Linked DNA regions of Homo sapiens: region 1 is linked to region 2. A link is a loop called in an ENCODE intact Hi-C map of the cell type or tissue named here. Cell type or tissue: IMR-90. All regions are shown on one strand. Each heading gives the region's core, and the rest is flanking DNA. Links, peaks and the distances in the headings are about the cores only.

Region 1 (5,924 bases), core at 531-5,530, 280 kb before region 2:
GGCAAAGTATTCTCTCATAGAACCTTCAGAGTGAGCACAGACCTGCCAACACCTTGATTTTAGACTTCTGGCCTCCAGAGTTGTGACAGAATAGATTCCTGTTGTTTGAAGCCACACATTTTATGTTAATTTGTTAGGGAAGCCGTAGGAAACTAATGTGAAAGTAAATCTAACGTACTGAATTTTCTCACCTAAGAGAAGGCAGAAATTTAGATGTAAAATCTCCTTATTTTTAAATGTTAACAATTTCTGAAATTTCAAAACACTGAGCTGGCCAAACCAATCAAATGTACAGGTGAATTCTAGATCACTGATACCAGTTTGCCACACTTTTACTAAACTCACGAGATCTTCCCTATGCTTAGCCATTACTTAGTCAATTTCTAGCTCGAAGCACATCCAAAAATCAGATTTTTATGCTTCATGTGACCTGTTTTAGAAAAAGGCTCAATTGATTTCTGATCTCACAAAGCAGGAAGCAAAAATAATCTATTTACATCCATCATTGGTGAACATTAAAAGTGAGAAACATTTCAGATCACTTGTTTGATAAACTTAGGGATATAAACACATTGATTAGCTTTTTTTGAACTTATGCTAAATTTGAGGTGTGTGGACACCCACCTTTGTCAAAGTTAAAACAGCAAACACTAGTTAGAAAACCAATGGCCCCTTTGGAAGAAATCAGCCCTGAGCCCACCTCAGACGGCTCCTCTTGGCATTCCCAGAGAGCCTTGAATAATTGTTGTTAGATTCATTCTGTAACAGTTTTAATTTGCTATCTCCTCATTGGCATTTTTAGATTGCTAAGTCTTTTTGCCTGGATTTCAAAATATTTTTAAGAGGAAATAGCAGCTAAGCTTCTCCATATTTGGGCTAGGGCTGGCCAGCAGGAGATCTGGGCTTCGATCCCAGTTTGCCACTAAGCAGCTGCATGACCCTAGTCAACTCTCTTCACCTCACTAGGCCTCAATTTCCTGTAGCTGATCTCTGAATTTCCTTTCAGCTTTAAAAATTATTTTGACAGTGTAATTTAATTATACAATAAAATCTCAAATGTAATTCATCTTTCTTTAGACTTACCCAAGGGTGGGGAAGGCAGAACACATGCTTTCATTCATTCTCACTGGGCTTCTACCATGTGCCAGACATGCTGTCAAGTGCTGAGGCAAAAACCTGAATGCAACACAGATCCTGCCTCAAAAATCTTACAGCCTATTGGGATTTGGGGGTACAGCTACAAAGAAGTCAACAATTTTGATATAGAACTGTGTTGGAGGGATGCATGGAGCTCAAGGGAAGCCTAGGAAAGGCTATGCGACTCACATAGAAAGAGTCACAGGAGGGTCCCTTGAGAAAGTGATGCTTAAATTGCATTTGTGGAATGAGCAGGGGCTAGAAAGGCAAAGAAGAGACATAACAGGCCATATAGAAGCATAAAGAAATAAAGTAGCCTGGAAAGTGCATGGGACTCAGAGAATGGCCAATAATTATTAGCTAAATGAATAAAATGGGACAAGAACACCAACAACTAAACTACATTCTACTCTACTCCTTCAAGGAACATTATTTTCTAGACATTATAAATAGATGTAAGATAACAGTCTTACCAGTGAAGGAAATCTAGGAAATGTCTGCCATCACAATGGCTAATAATAAAGAATTTTCCTTTTCCACACACTCATTCATAAAACTTCAAAGTTCTTAGGTGAATAGATTCCCTAAACTTCTGTTGCTTAAAGATTTTACCACCCAACTTCTGAAATTATTCACAAAGGACAAACAGGAAGCTAGGGCTAACATAAAGCCTCTTAGCCCACTATAAAAGACCAAAAAATGCTTCATTTCTATTTGAAGATATTCCTTTTAATTTGGTAAGAATGAGAGTCTTGGAATCAAAAAATGATTCCCTGTTCCTGCACATTCAAACACATAAAACACAAGATCTATAGACTACGACCTCCCACAATCTAAAGAGTTATTATGAGTTGCTTCTAAAGCTGTTGCTTTCAAGGGTCAAAGGAATCAACCAATGAAAGAAAATGGTAGATAGCCATCAGTCAAAATCTCTCCCTAAGCAAGTTAAAGTGCTACAGAATTAACCACTGTATAGAAACTTTCTGAAGCTTCAAATTAAAGGAACTCATCTGACCTTTTATTTAGAGCTAATGTGTTTTCAAGAAATTCACCTGCAAAAAAAGTTTGCATCTTGGGAGAAAAAGAGTTGAAAAATGTACACTGTCTATTATCTTTAAGAATAAACCCACATTAAATAAGTTAGTTTGCACCCACATTTCCAGCATGTTTATGCAACTGCTACTAGGATCAGTTCAATTGTTTTTACTTAGGAAACAACAACAACAACAAACCAAAACCTGGGTCACTCCACAGGACTCCTTTTGATACTCTAAATGTTGGAAGACATCTTGCCAGCAGGAGGCAGTCCCCAACTGGTAAAGGCACAAATGAATGGAAACAACCACCAACTAGTAGAGAAAAGTTGGCTTAGACACTTAGCAAAAATGAAGCCAAGAAACAAATCTTAACTTGTGGTCTTGCAGCCCCTTTCCCGCTCTGCTCTTTGCACCCACTCCAATCTCTTTTTGCTTTGTTATAACTGAAGATGGGACTTTATTATACTAGCAGTCATATGCATTCTAGTATGTCTCAAGAGACCTTCAAATCCCTTTCTTATAAAATTCATTTTATCTCACCCACTTATCTCCCCTTAGATGGGTGGGAGGGAAGACCATTTAAAATATATGAACTTTGATTCATATGAATAGATGACAACCAGAAATTTGAACCTGTTTTATTGCTGGTGTGATCAGTGATTTAGACTCATTCATATATGAACTACAAATACTTGTCAAAAGGAACATATTTTGCAAAACTAAACATTTTTCTTTAAATATTCCCTTGTTTTCACCAGACTTAACTTGATGTGCCTTGGCTCACATTAACTTTATTTTTATCTGTTTCCTGTGTATAGTCATGATTTTATTGACCTTTAAAATTAATTGATTAAATATGAGGACTTGAAAAAGCAAACATGAATAATACTCTGATTCTTTGGGTTTTATTAGGTAGATCAGACAGTTCACTTTTTTTTTCTTCAAGAAAAACATTCAAAAATATTATTTCTTCATGCCATCATCTCAAGCTTGAGAGGGCTCCTTATTCTTTTCCAAGGGAAGTGCAGTGTTCTGGATCCAGGAATTATTTTTTTTTTCCTTAACAATTAAACTTTTATTGCTGGTCACAGTGTCTCATACCTGTAATCCCAGCACTTTCAGAGGGTGAGGTGGGAGGGTCGCTTGAGCTCAGGAATTTGAGATCAGCCTGGGAAATACAGTGAGACCTTGTCTCTAAAAAAAACAAAACAAAACACAACCCACACACACATAGACTGAAGAGATAGAAGAAAAAGATATTCCATGCAAATGGAAACCAACAGAGAACACAGGGGTGGTTCCAAGATGGCCAAATAGGGACAGCTCCAGTCTACAGCTCCCAGCATGAGCAATGCAGAAGACGAGTGATTTCTGCATTTCCAACTGAGGTACCAGGTTCATCTCATTGGGGCATGTCAGATAGTGCGTACAGGACAGTGGGTGCAGCCCACCGAGCGAGAGCCGAAGCAGGGTGAGGCATCACCTCACCCAGGAAGCGCAAGGGTCAAGGAATTCTCTTTCCTAGCCAAGGGAAGCCATGACAGACAGCACCTAGAAAATCGGGTCACTTCCCCCCTAATACTGTGCTTTTCCAAGGGAGCAAATGGCACACCAGGAGATTATATTCCATGCCTGGCTCAGAGGGTCCCACACCTACAGAGCCTCACTCATTGCTAGCACAGCAGTCTGAGATCTAACTGCAAGGTGGCAGCAAGGCTGGGGGAGGGGTGCCCGCCATTGCTGACGCTTGAGTAGGTAACAAAGCAGCCAGGAAGATTGAATTGGGTGGAGCCCACCTCTGCTCAAGGAGGTCTGTCTGCCTCTGTAGACTCCACCTCTGGGGGCAGGGCATAGCCCAACAAAAGGCAGCAGAGACCTCTGAAGATTTAAATGTCCCTGTCTGACAGCTTTGAAGAGGGTAGTGGTTCTCCCAGCATGGAGTTTGAGACCTGAGAATGGACAGACTGCCTCCTCAAGTGGGTCCCTGATGCCCGAGTAGCCTAACTGGGAGGCACCCCACAGTACGGGCAGACTGACACCTCACATGGCTGGGTACCCCTCTGAGATGAAGCTTCCAGAGTAACAATCAGGCAGCAACAATTGCTGTTCAGCAGCCTCTGCTGCTGATACCCAGGCAAACAGGGTCTAGAGTTGACCTCCAGCAAACTCCAACAGACCTGCAGCTGAGGGTCTTGACTATTAGAAGGAAAACTAATGAACAAAAAGGATATCCACACCAAAACCCCATCTGTACATCACCATCATCAAAGACCAAAGGTAGATAAAGCCACAAAGATGGGGAAAAAACAGAGCAGAAGAGCTGAAAATTCTAAAAATCAGAGCACCTCTCCCGCTCCAAAGGAACACAGCTCCTTGCCAGCAATGGAACAAAGCTGGACACAGAATGACTTTGATGAGTTGAGAGAAGAAGGCTACAGATGATCAAACTTCTCTGAGCTAAAGGAGACAGTTCGAACCCATCGCAAGGAAGATAAAAACCTTGAAAAAAGATTAGACCAATGGCTAACTAGAATAACCAGTGTAGAGAAGTCCTTATATGACCTGATGGAGCTGAAAACCATGGCATGAGAACTACATGATGAAAACACAAGCTTCAGTAACCGATTTGATCAACTGGAAGAAAGGGTATCAGTGATGGAAGGTCAAATGAATGAAATGAAGAGAGAAGAGAACTTTAGAGAAAAAAGAGTAAAAAGAAATGAACAAAACTTCCAAGAAATATGGGACTATGTGAAAAGACCAAATCTACATCTGATTGGTGTACCTGAAAGTGATGGGGAGAATGGAAACAAGCGGGAAAACACTCTTCAGGATATCATCCAGGAGGATTTCCTCAACCTAGCAAGGAAGGCCAACATTCAAATTCAGGAAATAGAGAGAACACCACACAGATACTCCTGGAGAAGAGGAACTCCAAGACACATAATTGTCAGATTCACCAAAGTTGAAATGAAGGAAAAAATGTTCACAGCAGCCAGAGAGAAAGGTCAGGTTACCCACAAAGGGAAGCCCATCAGACTAACAGCTGATCTCTTGGCAGAAACTCTACAAGCCAGAAGAGAGTGGGGGCCAATACACAATATTCTTAAAGAAAAGAACTTTCAACCCAAATTTCATATCCAGCCAAACTAAGCTTCATAAGTGAAGGAGAAATAAAATCCTTTACAGACAAACAAATGCTGAGAGATTTTGTCACTACCAGGCCTGCCCTGAGAGAGCTCCTGAAGGAAGCACTAAACATGGAAAGGAACAACCAATACCAGCCACCGCAAAAACATGTCAAATTGTAAAGACCATCGAGGCTAGGAAGAAACTGCATCAACTAACGAGCAAAATAACCAGCTAACATCATAATGACAGGATCAAATTCACACCTAACAATATTAACCTTAAATGTAAATGGGCTAAATGGTCCAATTAAAAGACACAGACTGGTAAATTGGATAAAGAGTCAAGACTCATCAGTGTGCTGTATTCAGGAGACCCATCTCACATGCAGAGACACACACAGGCTCAAAATAAAGGGATAAAGGAAGAGCTACCAAGCAAATGGAAAACAAAAAAAGGCAGGGGTTGCAATCCTAGTCTCTGATAAAACGGACTTTAAACCAGCAAAGATCAAAAGAGACAAACAAGGCCATTACATAATGGTAAAGGGATCAATGCAACAAGAAGGGCTAACTATCCTAAATATATATGCATCCAATACAGGAGCACCCAGATTCATAA
Region 2 (5,924 bases), core at 490-5,489:
ATGTACTCTCTCTCATATACATATACATTTTTCTATACCATTTAAAAGTTGCAAACATAATGAAACTTCATCCCTAAGCACTTCAACACCATCAACAATCTTACTACTGTATCAATGTTAACTTTCTTAGCTGATATACAACCACCTGCAAATTTCCCAATTATTCCCCAATTTCTTTTATAGCTGCTGTTTTCAATCAGGATCCAATCAAGGATCATGCGCTGCTTTTAGCTGTCATATTTCCTTAGTCTCTAGAAGAGTTCTCTGCCTTTTTCTTTCTTGACAATGTCATTTTTGGAGACCAGACCACTTGCTTTTGTAGAATGTCCATCTGTCAGATAATGTCCCTATGATTATATTTAGATCCAACACTTCTGACAAGATGTGTGTCCTTCATCATGTCTGTCTGTCCCTGTTCCATTATTGGTGGATTCCTATGGTTATGGTGGTGTCCACCATTTTCCATTTAAAGGCAATTCTTCCTCTTTGAAATAGTAAGTATCTACAGGATGATACTTTGAGACTATAAATGTCCAGTCCCCAATAACATTTCACTCAATGTGTATTGTACACCACTTAAACTTCCTATTTTCCTCCTGCCTCAGTATCCCCACAAATAAGCAATGAACATCCTACCCAGGAGACCAAGTCCACTAGCGGTAAGTCTGCCCCCCTGCCACAAGGTCCCCTTCTTACACTCCCCTGACTATGACTGAGTGACATCCACACATACCAATCTGACATCCAGGGAAGGCACTTGCCCATGGGTCCTCACTCTCTCTCAGTTCCCCACCTGCTTAGCGGAGCCCACTCCCTGGGAGCTCCTCCCATATAGCTCCCTGTGTGGCATGCCATGCTTCCCTCTCTAGGAACTGAGAATAAAATAAATCCTTTAATCTCCTATTCCTCTCCCAGTAGAAGTTCTGTGGCCAGGTTGGAATGATCTCTAAAGACCTCACAAGGAGGACATACTCCTGACAACACACAATGGTTATAGCATCCATTGGTGATACCTGCCTGAATCAGTAACATCTGAATACCCAAGATGGTGATTTTCTAATCCTATCATTCCTTCTACATTTATTGGCTATAATTCTTCTATAAAGAAGAGCTCCACACATGACCTTCTTATTTTCTGGACTTAGGATTTTTTGCGTCTAATTCAGTGTGTTATAATCTGTTACTGTCATTACTCTTTTTGATTGTAGAAACTTTCCCCATTTGGGCAGTAGCCCCCTAAAGCTGGCTCCAATTTCCTTCTGACATGTCCCCCACAAGTCTCTGAGCATTTCCTTGCTTTCTGGCACAAGATGGAACAGCTCACCCTGTTCTTACCCTATTCCAGACTTGAAATCAGCCATTTCTCCAGGGAGCCTTGGTGATAATAACCTGTTTTTACCAGTAAGTGATACAGTGTTTACTTTTCATAAGCAAGCATACTTATTGGTTATTTTTACAAACTAATTTTGTTTGCAATATCTAGCCCTTAAAAATGAGAATCAAGAGTCACCATTTTCACCAGCAATATTAAAGATTTTCAACACTGAATACGTATTTTCTCTATAGATCTTTAACCTACTAAGTACAGATAATACATACACCAAGTATTATCAATATATTTTGTATACTGTATGAACTAAAATGGTTCATAATAGAGCACACGAATCTATTTTTAAAAACAAGCCTGTGAAAGCTCCTTCTTTGTACCTAACTACAAATAAGTCCTTATGATCTCTTTGTTGATATGATAAACTATCTAAAAGCCTGCAATTATATTAAATGTTTAATTTCTATGAAACAGAACAATTTAGAAAGCCCCTTATTTCTTCCTAATGTGGAAAATAAAAAAGATTAAAATTAGGCTATTTTAGAGTCGGAAAAGACTTCTTCAAGAGAATGACACATAAGCTAAGAGAGTTGAGAGATAAGCAGGAACTAGATATTTTGGAGAGGTGGGAAAGGCTCTCTGTCTATTAGGAACAGCATAGGCAAAGGCCCAGAAGCAGATGGGAGTATGGTAAGTCCAACAGACTTAAAAGACAGCCACTGTCGCTGGAGTGGATAGAGGAAGTGGGAAAGAGGTATAAGATGATGCTGAGAGGAACATGGGGTCAGTCTCATAAAAGGCTTTTGTAGTCCACAGTGAGGGTTTTTAAAATTACATCCTAGGAACAATGGAGGCCACCTGCCACTATGAGAAAGACCACGATCAGGGCTGCATCTTGACAAGCTCACTCTTGATCTCCATGGAGAAGGACTGGTGGGAAGGAAAAGAGATATTGAGAGCCAGTTAGAGATCTAGTGCCAGAATCCCAATGAGGGGGTCACAGGGACTAGAAAGATACACAAGAAAGCAGTAAACAGGAGTAAGTTTGGGAGGCAGGGCTGAATTCGCACTATAGGGTTAGATTTTCTACTGTAGGGTTAGATTTTTTTAATGGTGTGTATATAATAATATAATATTAATAATAATCGGAGAGGGTCAAAGAGGAGGGAAACTGGGTAACCCAAAAACATAAGGTCGAGGTCCCTGTTCTTCACCGGAAAGAGGGTCAAGGACCAAAGCCATAGATTTGACTGGTAGTTTAGTTTAGTCCTGTCTACGAAGAAGAAGAGCGGTTGTTTGTTTTAACAGATTCAAGAGCAGGAAGCACTCATTTAGATAACTACCCCATAGTTAAAAGAAAATAAAGTTAGCTGTAAACTCTAGGCAGAGCTATGAGAAGAAATGTGAAGTTCTGCAGCATGCCTGGGAGCAAGCCCAACATCCTGGCAAAAAGATGTCCCTATGTTTGAAAGATGCTCAGAGATCCTGTCTGAAATGCAGGAAATGAACAGTTCTTGTGCTTTAAACATAAAAAACACAAGTAATATTACTAACTCTGGTACCCATTAAAAACCTGGGGTTGGGAGCTAATGTTGCCAATACAGAGTTTAATCTGCTTTAAAGGGTGTCTTGAACACACAAAGCCCCTGGACTGGCCCCCAATAGTGAAACAGGCTGCTGAGTCACCCTGTCCAGAACCACAGGTTGCCATCTAGTGGCCACTCAACGTACACATCTTCAGAGGACTCTAGAGCCTGGCTTGGGACATGTAAGCCACCAATGTGACCTCAGAAAGCAGTCACATCTTCAACTCAAGTCTTCCCACATGTTTCTGTGTACCATGTATAAAAAAATGTGTAGAAGTCACAGTGACAGTGCCACGCTTCTAAGGAACACCATTTCCCAACACAAAAAAATGCACACAATGTAAGATAATTTCTTTTTGAGTTTGCTGCTCTAACAGATTTGTAAGGACAGAAATCAACACAGTAATCATCGAAGTTTATAAAATCAGAGGTAGCTTTCCCCTATTACCCAGGAAAAGGCCCCTGCCCCTTCACTTAGTATTTTTCCAGCCCATCATCAGTTTATTGCAGTTAATTAACAATTGTCACTGTTTTTTTTTTTTTTTTTTTTTTTTTTTTTAAGTTTAAGCACCACAATTAGCTTAATTCATCAGACCAAAACAGGAGCTGTGTCTTCTCTGGCAGGGGAATGATCTCAGGAGTGCAAGGATAGATGTTCCCTACCAGCTGCCGGCCTAAGTCCAAACTCTCATACCACCCACGTCCTGCCCCAGGCTCACAGGCCCTAGGGAAGCCAAGCACACAATTCCTCTGAGAGCCCAGGCATAAGCCATAAGCCATACTTCACCACCCTAGTTTAAGGATGCTACCAGAGACACCCAGGAAATGACAGAAATGATTAAAAACTCTGGTTTCACAGCCGATGGGCTTTCTGTTTCTATCACACTCCCATCATACAGTAACCTTTTTTTTTTTTTAACAGCATTTTAACCAAATATAATGAAGGGTCTGAATGTTTGTATCCCCCTGAAATTTGTAGGTTGAAATCCTCACCCCCAAGATGATGGTATCAAAAAGTGGTGCCTTTGTGAGATTATTAGGTCCTGGGGGCAGAATCCTCCTGAATGAGATTAGTTAAGAGACCCAAGGGCGCTTGTTTGCCCCTTCCAACATGGGAGGACCCAGTTAGAAGGCACCATCTATGAATCAAAAAGCAGGCTGTCACCAGACACCAAATCTACGGCATCTTGGTCTTGAACTTCTGGGCCTCCAGAGAAATAAAATTCTCTGGAATTTTATTTATAAGCCACCCAGTCTAAAACATTCTGTTATAGCTGCCTAAATGGCCTAAGACATATATGAATACATAAAAATATTTTGTTCTATACTTGTTAATTCTAGTTTGAGATCAAAATATTTCATTAGATAGGTTTAATAAAATTAAAATGAGCAAAAATAGAAAAGAAATCCAAAATAGAAGACAAAATAGTTTAAAGATCGACTACTTTCTGCCTTTAGAGCACATAAATGATTACTCTCTGGGTTTTCTTGTGTACTAGGTGCACATACTTCACAAATACAATGCTTATTTAGTTACTTTACTGGCATAAAGACAAGTGACCTTATGACTTCTGGATCTTTTGTCTGAATATTGTTTATAAGCCCCTCCTCTTAATGGACTTTATCTTACTCATGGTTTTTGATTCCCTAGGGCCTGGAATACTACACTTGGCACATCACTGTCATTCAAACATTTGCCAAACAAATGACTAATCTAGAAAGGTTGGAAGGTGGGGGTGGGAGGGTAGGCAGAGGTTCTTAAACTTGAAGTTGGACTATTTTTGAACTACAAAGAACCTTAAAAGTTATTCTGAATAATTATCTCCACCTCACTGATGAGGACACTACAAAGAACCTTAAAAGTTATTCTGAATAATTATCTCCACCTCACTGATGAGGACATCAACTTCAGAGTTTCATACCACAAAAAGCAAGCGGTTCCTCCATGCCTTTACAGTGGATCAGGCTTGTCACTAAACCCTGAATTGCAAGGATCAAGTGGCAATCACCCTGAGAACCCACCTGCCACCACCTGCATCATACAAAGTGGCAAGCAAGGTTCCCAACAAACAGCCTGAAGGAGTACCCTGGACTCAGAACGCAGACGCAGACCTCTTCCAGGAAATTGCTTCTCACTTCCCAGGAGATAGGGCCCTCAAAACACATGGGCAAGGTCTGGTATCAGGTAATATTCTTTTGTAGAGGGACATTCTTTCGTAAAGAACTCAGTACTATACAAACTGGGTATCACACCTTCTTAAGACAAATAAAAATGGACCTGAAAATGTTGATGGTGCCTCGTCTGAAGGCTTGAAATAAAATCCTGATATGCCCATGCCTTCATCATCACAAGGACACTTTAAAAAGCAGCCATCGGCTGCTCTACTCAGCAATGATGGTCAGGCACGGTGGCTTACGCCTGTAATCCCAACACCTTGGGAGGCTGAGGCGGGCAGATCACTTGAGGTCAGGAGTTCGAGCCTAGCCAACATGGCGAAACCCCGTCTCTACTAAAAATACAAAAATCAGCCGGGCGTGGCGGTGTCTGCTTGTAATCCCAGCTACTCGGGGAAGCTGGGGCACAAGAATCACTTGAACCCGGGAGGCGGAGGTTGCTGTGAACTGAGAGCACGCCACTGCACTCCAGCCTGGGCGACAGAGGGACATTCCGTCTCAAAAAAAAGAAAAGAAAAGAAAAGAAAAGAAAAAGGAAGCAATGAAGAAAAGTGAGAAAAATAATGAAAAAACGAGTGAATAGGATTAAAATCATAAGGAGATGTTCCCCCAAAAGGATACACAAGTTTTAAAAGATTTCAGAGAATTTAACTCTAAAATTCTAGAACACACTCTGATAGGAAAGTATATTTGTAAAAGGGTGGTTTGGCTTTTACCTAAAACTCATTTGTCATCAGATAATATTGTTAGAAGGAAGAATGTGATTTAAGAATCAGAAGTCTTAAGTGTTCTTCCCATCTCTGCCACATTCACACATCACCGATCCCCTCTATGCC

The links. Hi-C counts contacts between places; a loop is a spot of excess contacts. Peaks named below come from ENCODE experiments on the same cell type or tissue, not always from the same donor. Only the 100,000 strongest peaks of a DNase experiment are listed, where the experiment ranks them.
Region 1: a loop joins it to region 2, with 21 times the contacts of the local background. A loop is called at or near these places in 2 of 110 quality-filtered maps.

Annotation. Positions count from the first base shown.
Region 1 is chr4:52,168,879-52,174,802 of GRCh38, reverse strand. No RefSeq gene overlaps it. Among named protein-coding and RNA genes, the nearest start is that of SPATA18, 120 kb to the right of the region's middle. In IMR-90, for the core only: a CTCF peak has its summit at 2,439 (motif pointing right); no DNase peak of the experiment used is centred there.
Region 2 is chr4:51,893,108-51,899,031 of GRCh38, reverse strand. All of the region lies in intron 7 of DCUN1D4 (defective in cullin neddylation 1 domain containing 4), which reads right to left. Among named protein-coding and RNA genes, the nearest start is that of DCUN1D4, 53 kb to the right of the region's middle. In IMR-90, for the core only: a CTCF peak has its summit at 3,037 (motif pointing left); a DNase peak (open chromatin) is centred at 3,041; H3K27ac peaks cover 247 bases.